Regions from separate parts of the Homo sapiens genome. Here region 1 is linked to region 2. The links are chromatin contacts, found by Hi-C or POLR2A ChIA-PET in ENCODE. All regions are on one chromosome and are shown on one strand. Each heading gives the region's core, a stretch centred on a gene start or an enhancer-like site at or near the end of the contact. The rest is flanking DNA. Distances are from core to core; before and after follow the strand shown.

What was found. A loop is a pair of places that touch in the nucleus more often than their neighbours do. ChIA-PET counts read pairs that join two places held with the same protein, here RNA polymerase II (POLR2A). Pooled maps may share reads with other maps.
Region 1: a map of mammary epithelial cell shows a loop between it and region 2 (5-fold over the local background). The contact joins the enhancer-like site here to the promoter of ZNF93 in region 2. A Hi-C loop is called at or near these places in 1 of 168 maps with a recorded cell type or tissue (mammary epithelial cell) and 8 of 50 pooled maps. POLR2A ChIA-PET finds 5 or more read pairs at or near these places in 7 of 52 experiments (Panc1, WTC11, activated CD4-positive, alpha-beta T cell and 2 more).

The regions. Positions count from the first base shown.
Region 1 is chr19:20,237,181-20,241,149 of GRCh38, reverse strand. LOC105372310 (a long non-coding RNA gene) reads left to right here. Exons shown (of 7, transcript XR_007067164.1): 2 at 513-650; 3 at 1,360-2,168; 4 at 2,600-2,862. Among named protein-coding and RNA genes, the nearest start is that of ZNF486, 72 kb to the right of the region's middle. RefSeq lists enhancers at 1,925-2,443, 2,955-3,465. Within about 2 kb of position 2,674, at least 17 of the 41 ENCODE cell types and tissues checked have a DNase peak (open chromatin) inside an H3K27ac peak, as active enhancers do; they include Panc1, where a contact is called at or near this core.
Region 2 is chr19:19,899,396-19,902,977 of GRCh38, reverse strand. It overlaps ZNF93 (zinc finger protein 93), which reads right to left and starts at 2,032. Exons shown (of 4, transcript NM_031218.4): 1 at 1,887-2,032. The coding sequence starts at 1,889. RefSeq lists enhancers at 281-830, 1,379-1,928, 1,463-2,062.

The sequences.
Region 1 (3,969 bases), core at 1,425-3,924, 340 kb before region 2:
TGAAACTCCATCTCTACTAAAAATACAAAAAATTAGCAGGTTGTGGTGGTGCACTTTTGTAGTGCCAGCTACTCTGGAGACCGAAACAGAAGAATCGCTTGAACCCAGGAGGTGGAGGTTGTGTAAGGCCCAAGAGGTTCACCTTGCCCTTTGCCTAGACAGAGCTGATTCATCAAGACAGGCGAATTTGTGGAGGAAAAGTTAAATAATAAATTTGAACTCAATTGAACGTGGACACAAACAATGGTCACCGAGTCCCAGAACAGGTTGTGTGAGCCCCTTCAAGCGTTCATTCAGTGCTGTTTTGGAGAAATCTCTATTTCAATCTATTCCTATGCATTAGTTATTGAAAAACAATAGGCAATCGCAAAAACAAGTTGACATTTTTATGTTCCTCGTGCCGGGTCATGAAAGGCCCTCGTGACTAGGCCTCATGCGAAACAACTAGTTACAAAAGAGCTAGGATACCAGACTGGGCTGAAGCTTCATGAGACCTCTTCTCATCTGTGCAGGAATGAGCGGCCGACTCTGGAGCCCAAGCTGTTGCTTCCCATCTGGTGGTGAGGCCTCCACTGTCTGGTGAGTGCAATGTCCGATGCTAGAGCCCAGGCTGTTGCTTCCCACTCTGGTAGTGAATCCTCCATAGTCTGGTGAGTGTAAATATATATATATTTTTTCCTTTCTCCTCTTCCCATTGCAATTTGCTTATTATATCAATCTACTTGTTATATCAATCTGCTTATTATATTGATTTGCTTATTACATAATTTGCTTATTATATCTGCATTGCTATTTACGTGGAATGAAGCTTGTTTACCCTTAAAGGTATTGTGTGTGTGTCTTTCCTTCTCCCCCTCGTGCGTTTCCCGCACAGAACACTTTTGGTGTCACAAACAGGATTCAAAAACAAAAGTGTGCCACTTTTTAGCAACAAGGGCAGGGCGGGAGGCTCGAGGACTTCCCATATCCCCGGATGGAAACTCCCCCAGTTCTCTCCCTTGGCAATTGAATGGTCAAGGGGAACCGGACTTTGTAAGAATTGGGAATCTAAATTAGTGCAATTTAGACCTTTGTGCGTGAAGTGCTGCAGGGAATTCCAGTCAGCAAAGGAGACGCTGAGGGGATCTCCCAGAGTGGATGGTGTTTCCTTACTGCTTATAAGATAATGTGTCAAGATAGGGGCTGGTTGCATCCTATGAAATGCAGGGAAATAATTCATTTTACCAAAGGCTAAGCCTAAAATACTAGAATTTGCAACCCCTACCACTAAAAATGAGGCTCAGAAATTTATTGGCTTGTTTGGATTCTGGAGACATCATATTCCCCACTTGGGTAACATGTTACAACCTCTGCATGCAGCCACCAGAAAACGCTATGACTTTGGGGAGAGAAAGAGATCATGGCTTCCGAACAAGATAAACAAGCAGTGCAACTGGCCCTGGATCTATGACCCATTTGGGATGGTCCCGTAGAACTGCAAGTAACTGTCCTAGATCAACATGCTAATTGGAGCCTTAGGCAGAAACAAGATGGGAAGAGGTACATTTCTGGTTTTGGACCCAGAAACTGCCAGAGGCCAGCAAAGCTTATAACCCTTTCGAGGAGCAATTGTTAGCTTGCTATTGGGCTTTGCTGGAAACGAAACACCTCTGCTTCAACCATGATGTCTTTATGAGGCTTGAAATTCCTATTATGACTTGGGTCATGAGTTCCCCCGAAACTCACCAGATAGGGCACGCCAAGGGGGAGAACTGGGGGAGTTTCCATTCCGGGATTTGGGACGTCCCCAAGTTTCCAGCCTTGGGCTCCAGAGTCAGACACCGCACTCTCCAGGCTGGAAGATTCTCCACCAGGCCAGGAAGCAACAGCATGGGTTCCAGAGTGGGACACCCGCACTCACCAGACTATGAAGGACTCACCACCAGACCAAGAAGCAACAGCCTGAGCTCCAGAGTCAGACACCACCCTCATCAGACTGTGGAGGATTCACCACCAGACAGGGAAGCAACAGCCTGGGCTCCAGAGTTGGCCACTCGTCCGTGCACAGACGAGGAGAGGTCTCATGAAGCTTCGGTGCAGTCTGGGACCACAGCTCTTTAGTAACGAGTTGTTTGGCATAAAGCCCAGTCACAGGGCTCTTCAGGACAGGGCTTAAGGAACACAAAAAGGTCAGCTTGTTTTTGTGATTGTCTATTGTTTTTCAACAATAGTAGCTGTAATCCCAGCTACTCAGGAGGCTGAGGCAGGAAAATCGGGTGAGCGAGACCCCGCCACTGCACTCCAGCCTGGGTGACAAAGCGAGACTCCGTCTCAAAAAAAAAAAAAAAAACATTAGCTTTAGTATTGATAATACACTACTAACAAAGTAAACGTTGATTTTCTCTTGAACAAAAATTTTATGTATTATTAATATGCCAGCAAAATACTTCTGTTCACCTTTTGAATACATTCAAAAGGAGAGTGAGTACAAAAGAGAATTTTCTCATGCTCTGGGGGGGGCCTGGGTCAGCTCAGGAAGGAAGCCCTGCCTGTAAAGGCTGCAGCTTAGGCTGTCTCTCTTCACTTAGCCCAGCATCTGATCACATCTTCTGTCACTCAGGGCCTGAGGGGCGGGACCTAAAGCATTATCCAATCAGAGACGCTGGGCTGGAAACCGTCCAATCAGGCACGCAGCTGGAGCGACGAGGACGGCTTTCCGCTTTTGGCGCGGCCTTTGTCTCTAGCTGCAGCCGGCGTTTCAGGTCTCGTCTTCACTGGTCTGTGTCCTATTCTCCTGGAGGCCCAGCCTCTGTGGCCCTGTGACCTGCAGGTATTGGGAGATCCACAGCTAAAACCCCAGGACACCCTGGAAGCATAGAAATGGTGAGAGTGCCCGGCCGACATCCCGAGACAGGAAGAGGGGCAGGGTGGAACTGGTGGGAAGTGACTGTGGCGGGACTCAGGCCTCTTCGCAGTCAGCTCCACAATGTGCGCCCCAAGTTCTCCTTGCCCAGGTTGGCCTCAGCCCCCTTCAGCCTTAAGATGGCGACTGCGCTGACAGCCGGGCCGCCAGGCCTCCTGTCTCTTCCTCTCGCAGTGACTGTGCCATGGCCTGGAGCCCTTTCTAGGCAGCTCTGCAGCGGCAGCGCCGCGTTTCTCCCAGATTTTGCAGGGACCATGGGAGGGTCGTCAGGGGAGAATCCTGACTCGGGATGTGGGTTCATGAATGGGAAGAGCTTTGGTCCGTGGGGTTCACAGTTTCTCTTTTCTGTTATTAAAAATGTGTGGAATCCGGGAGGTGGAGCTTGCATTGAGCCGAGATTGCACCACCACTCCAGCCTGGGCGACAGAGGGAGACTCCGTCTCAAAGAAAAAAAAAAAGTATGGTGCCAGGTACGAAATGCCAGTAATCCCAACACTTTGGGAGGCTGAGAAGGGCTGATCACTTGAGGTCAGGAGTTGAAGACCAGCCTGGGCAAAATGGGGAAACCCCATCTCTACAAAGAAAATAGAAAAATTAGCTGAGTGTGATGGCGAATGTCTCTAGTCCCAGCTACTCGGGAGGCAGAGGAGAGAGAATCGCTTGAACCCAGGAGGCGGAGGCTGCAGTGAGCTGATATCACACCACTGCATTCCAGCCTGGGTGACAGAGCAAGACTTTGTCCTTTTTTTTTTTTTTTTTTTTTTTGAGACGGAGTCTCGCTGTCGCCCAGGCTGGAGTACAGTGGCGCGATCTCGGCCCACTGCAGGCTCCGCCCCCTGGGGTTCACGCCATTCTCCTGCCTCAGCTTCCCGAGTAGCTGGGACTACAGGCGCCCGCCACCTTGCCTGGCTAATTTTTTGTATTTTTAGTAGAGACGGGGTTTCACTGTGTTAACCAGGATGGTCTCCATCTCCTGACCTCGTGATCCGCCCGCCTTGGCCTCCCAAAGTGCTGGGATTACAGGCGTGAACCACCGCGCCCGGCCTAAGACTTTGTCTAAAAAAATA
Region 2 (3,582 bases), core at 783-3,282:
CATGAGGTCATGAGATCGAGACCATCCTGGCTCACACGGTGAAACCCCGTCTCTATTAAAAAAATTTTTTTTAATTAGCCGGGCGTGGTGGTGGGTGCCTGTAGTCCCAGCTACTCGGGAGGCTCAGGCAGGAGAATGGCGTGAACCCGGGAGGCGGAGCTTGCAGTGAGTCGAGATCGCACCACTGCACTCCAGCCTGGGCGACAGAGCGAGACTCCATCTCAAAAAAAAAAAAAAAAGATCCTCCCAGTTTCCTTTCATCTTAACCTTAACTGCATCTGCTTGTGGGGCCCCAGCTTTCTGGGGCTCTGTACCTTCTCTCAGAATAACGCCTCCTTCCATGGCTCCGGTGAATAGGCTGGGACATCTGCAGGGGAGGCTCCCCAGAAAAAGCTAAATAGGACTTTATAAACTCCTGTTGGCTGGGCCCTGTGGCTCATGCCTGTAATCCCAGCACTTCAGGAGGCCAAGGCAGGCAGATCACCAGAGGCCGGGAGCTCGAGACCAGCCTGACCAACATGGAGAAAACCCGTCTCTACTAAAAACACAAAATCAGCCAAGCATGATGGTGCATGCCTGTAATCCCAGCTACTTGAGAGGCTGAGGCAGGAGAATCGCTTGAACCCAGGAGGTGGAGATTTCAGTGAGCCATGATTGCGCCACTGTACTCCACCTGGGCAACAAGAGCAAAACGCAAAACTCTGTCCAAAAAAAAAACCTTCTGTTTTAGGCTTAATATTAGCCTTAGCTTGGAGTCACTAGGCTCAAGCTTTGTCATGTCAGAGTTATTCACTTGGTTTTTGAAACTCAGTGTTTGAAAAATCCGTGAAATTACTCAAACACAGTATTTACATAAGGGAAGGAAATTTTAAGATGTCTATTTTTTTTTTAAGACGGAGTCTCACTTTGTCACCAAGGCTGGAGTACAATGGCAAGCTCTCGGCTCACTGCACCTCGCCTCCCAGGTTCAAGCAATTCTCGTGCGTCAGCCTCCCAAGTAGCTGGGATTACAGACGCCTGCCACCAATCCCGGCTAATTTTTGTATTTTTAGTAGAGACGGGGTTTCACTATGTTGGCCAGGCTGGCCTAGAACTCCTGACCTTGTGATCCACCCGCCACGGCCTCACAAAGTGCTGGGATTACAGGCATCAGCCACCGCGCTGGGCCAGGAAGGGGATTTAACCCTAACGCAGTTCCGGTTTTTGTGTCCTTCCCATATTGGCTGAGGTCCCACCGCACAATCTAAGCTGATCCTGGTTGGGCTAGACACAAACTTTTTCCATATAGGGTAAACGCGCGATGTTTTGAGAAAAGGAGAATGGGGAAAAAGAAGGGGTAGGGTTGATTTACAATTTTTACAACTTATGACCAGGAAGTTGAGTCTCTGAAGAGGAACTTAGCTGCCCTAACAACTCCTCAAGTGATCCGCCCGCCTCGGCCTCCCAAACTGCTGCGATTACAGGAGTGAGCCACCTTGCCCAGCCCCATAAATTTTTAATAGGAGAAAAGAGAAACTGTGAACCCAACCCACTAAAGCTCTTCCCATTCGTGAACCCGCACTCCGAGTCAGGATTCTCCCCTGACGACTCTCCCGTGGTCTCTGCACAATCTGGGAGAGAAGCGGCTCTGCGGGTGCGCAGCTGCCCAGCGAGGGCTCCAAGCCAGGGCACAGTCACCGCACAGTGAAGAGACAGGACGCCTGGGGGCTGCGCTATAAGCGCAGCCGCCATCTTATGGCTGAAGGGAACCGAGGCCGAGCTGGGCAAGAACTCCGGCGCAGATTGTGGAGCTGACTAAGGGGATACCTGAGTCCCGCCACCGTCACTTTCCACCGGTTCCAACCAGCCCCTCCCCGTCGCTTGGGATGTCGGACCGGCACTCTCACCATTTCTAGGCTTCCAGGGGTCCTGGTGTCTTAGCTGTGGATCTCCCAATACCTGCAGGTCACAGGGCCACAGAGGCTGGGCCTGTAGGAGCACAGGACACAGAGTAGTGAAGAGGAGACCTGGAGCTCCGGCTGCACCGAGAGACAAAGGACCCGCCAAACCAGAAGCCGCCCTGTTCGGTCCGGCTGCTTGCCTGATTGGACGTTTCCAGCCCAGCGTCCCTGATTGGATAATTCTTAAGGTCCCGCCCCCTCAGGACCTGAGTGACAGAAGATGTGATCACATGCTGGGCTGAGTGAAGAAGAGTAACAGCCTAAGCTGCAGCCTTTTCAGCCAGGGCTTCCTCTCTGAGCTGAGCCACGTCCACCCCAGAGCATGGGAACATTCTCTTTTTTACTCTCTCTTTTTGAATGTATTGAAAAGGTGAACAGAAGTATTTCGTTGTCATATTAATAATACCGTTGGAAGTAAAGTGTTTGGTGTCGCAAAGTGAAACCAGTACTCAGGCAAAAGTTTTTTTAGTAAGGCAATTTACTTCTGCAAAAGGTTTTTGTTTGCATTAATCACGATCGCAAGAGCACCCTGAACAAAGGAGGGAAGGGGTTTTTATTTTTAACGTAAAGTCTCTTCCTCTGTGTTACTCCCCCATGGGCTAGGGTCGGACCCCACAATCTAAACTGACCCGATTGGCTATTTGTAAATATTTTTCCAAATAAGGAAGGGAAGGGGCATGTATAAGTCACAGTGGTGGGACGTGTGGTTTTGAAGGGTGGGAAGGCTGCAGAGTGAGTAATCAAGGGAACAGATGTGAATTATTGATTAGAGCTGTTGGGAAGGAAGGTTGTTACAGTAACTAGGGGCAAGGAGGCATGGAGAACAAGCAAGTTGAGTTTGAGAACAAAGAACAAGAAAGTTAAGACTAAACCTTTGAAGAGGAATTTTATTGTATTTTACAATTTCCCCCTTTTAATTTTTATAATTAAAAAAAAACCTTTTTTTTTGAGATGGAGTTTTTGCTCTTGCTGCCTAGGCTGGAGTGCAATGGCACGATTTTGGCTCACTACAACATTTGCCTCCCAGGTTCAAGCAATTCTCCTGCCTCAGCCTCCCGAGTAGCTGGGAGTACAGGCATGTGCCACCACGACCAGCTAATTTTGTGTCTTTAGTATAGATGGGGCTTCTTCATATTGGTCAGGCTGGTCTCTAACTTCTGACCTCGGGTGATCCGCCCGCATCAGCCTCTCAAAGTGCTGGGATTACAGGCGTGAGCCACTGCGACCACACGCTTTTTAAAACTTTTTAAACATACCTTTACTTTGTTGTTTGACTTGATCTTTTAAAAGGAAAAGTTTATCTGAATAAGGTGGAGGAGAACTAAGGGAGGTTTTCGTAAGTGTCGTTTTTATAAGTCTTTGTACTAGCCCACAGATGCATGGTATGACACAACACCCAACAAGAATTAGTACACCTATTACAACTATAAGAGAAGTAAGAATTGAGGCTATGACTTTTTTTCGTTTACTGAACCACCTCTCTAGCCATTCTGAAAACGTGTTATTGACCCCAGAATTTTTAGCTAATTCATTGGATAAAGTGGTAAGTTCGTGTAAGGCCCTTCTTATGTTCCTATTGGGGGCAGTATTGTTTGGGATGAAGGTACAACATTTGAGTTTTAATCATAACACAAACTCCACC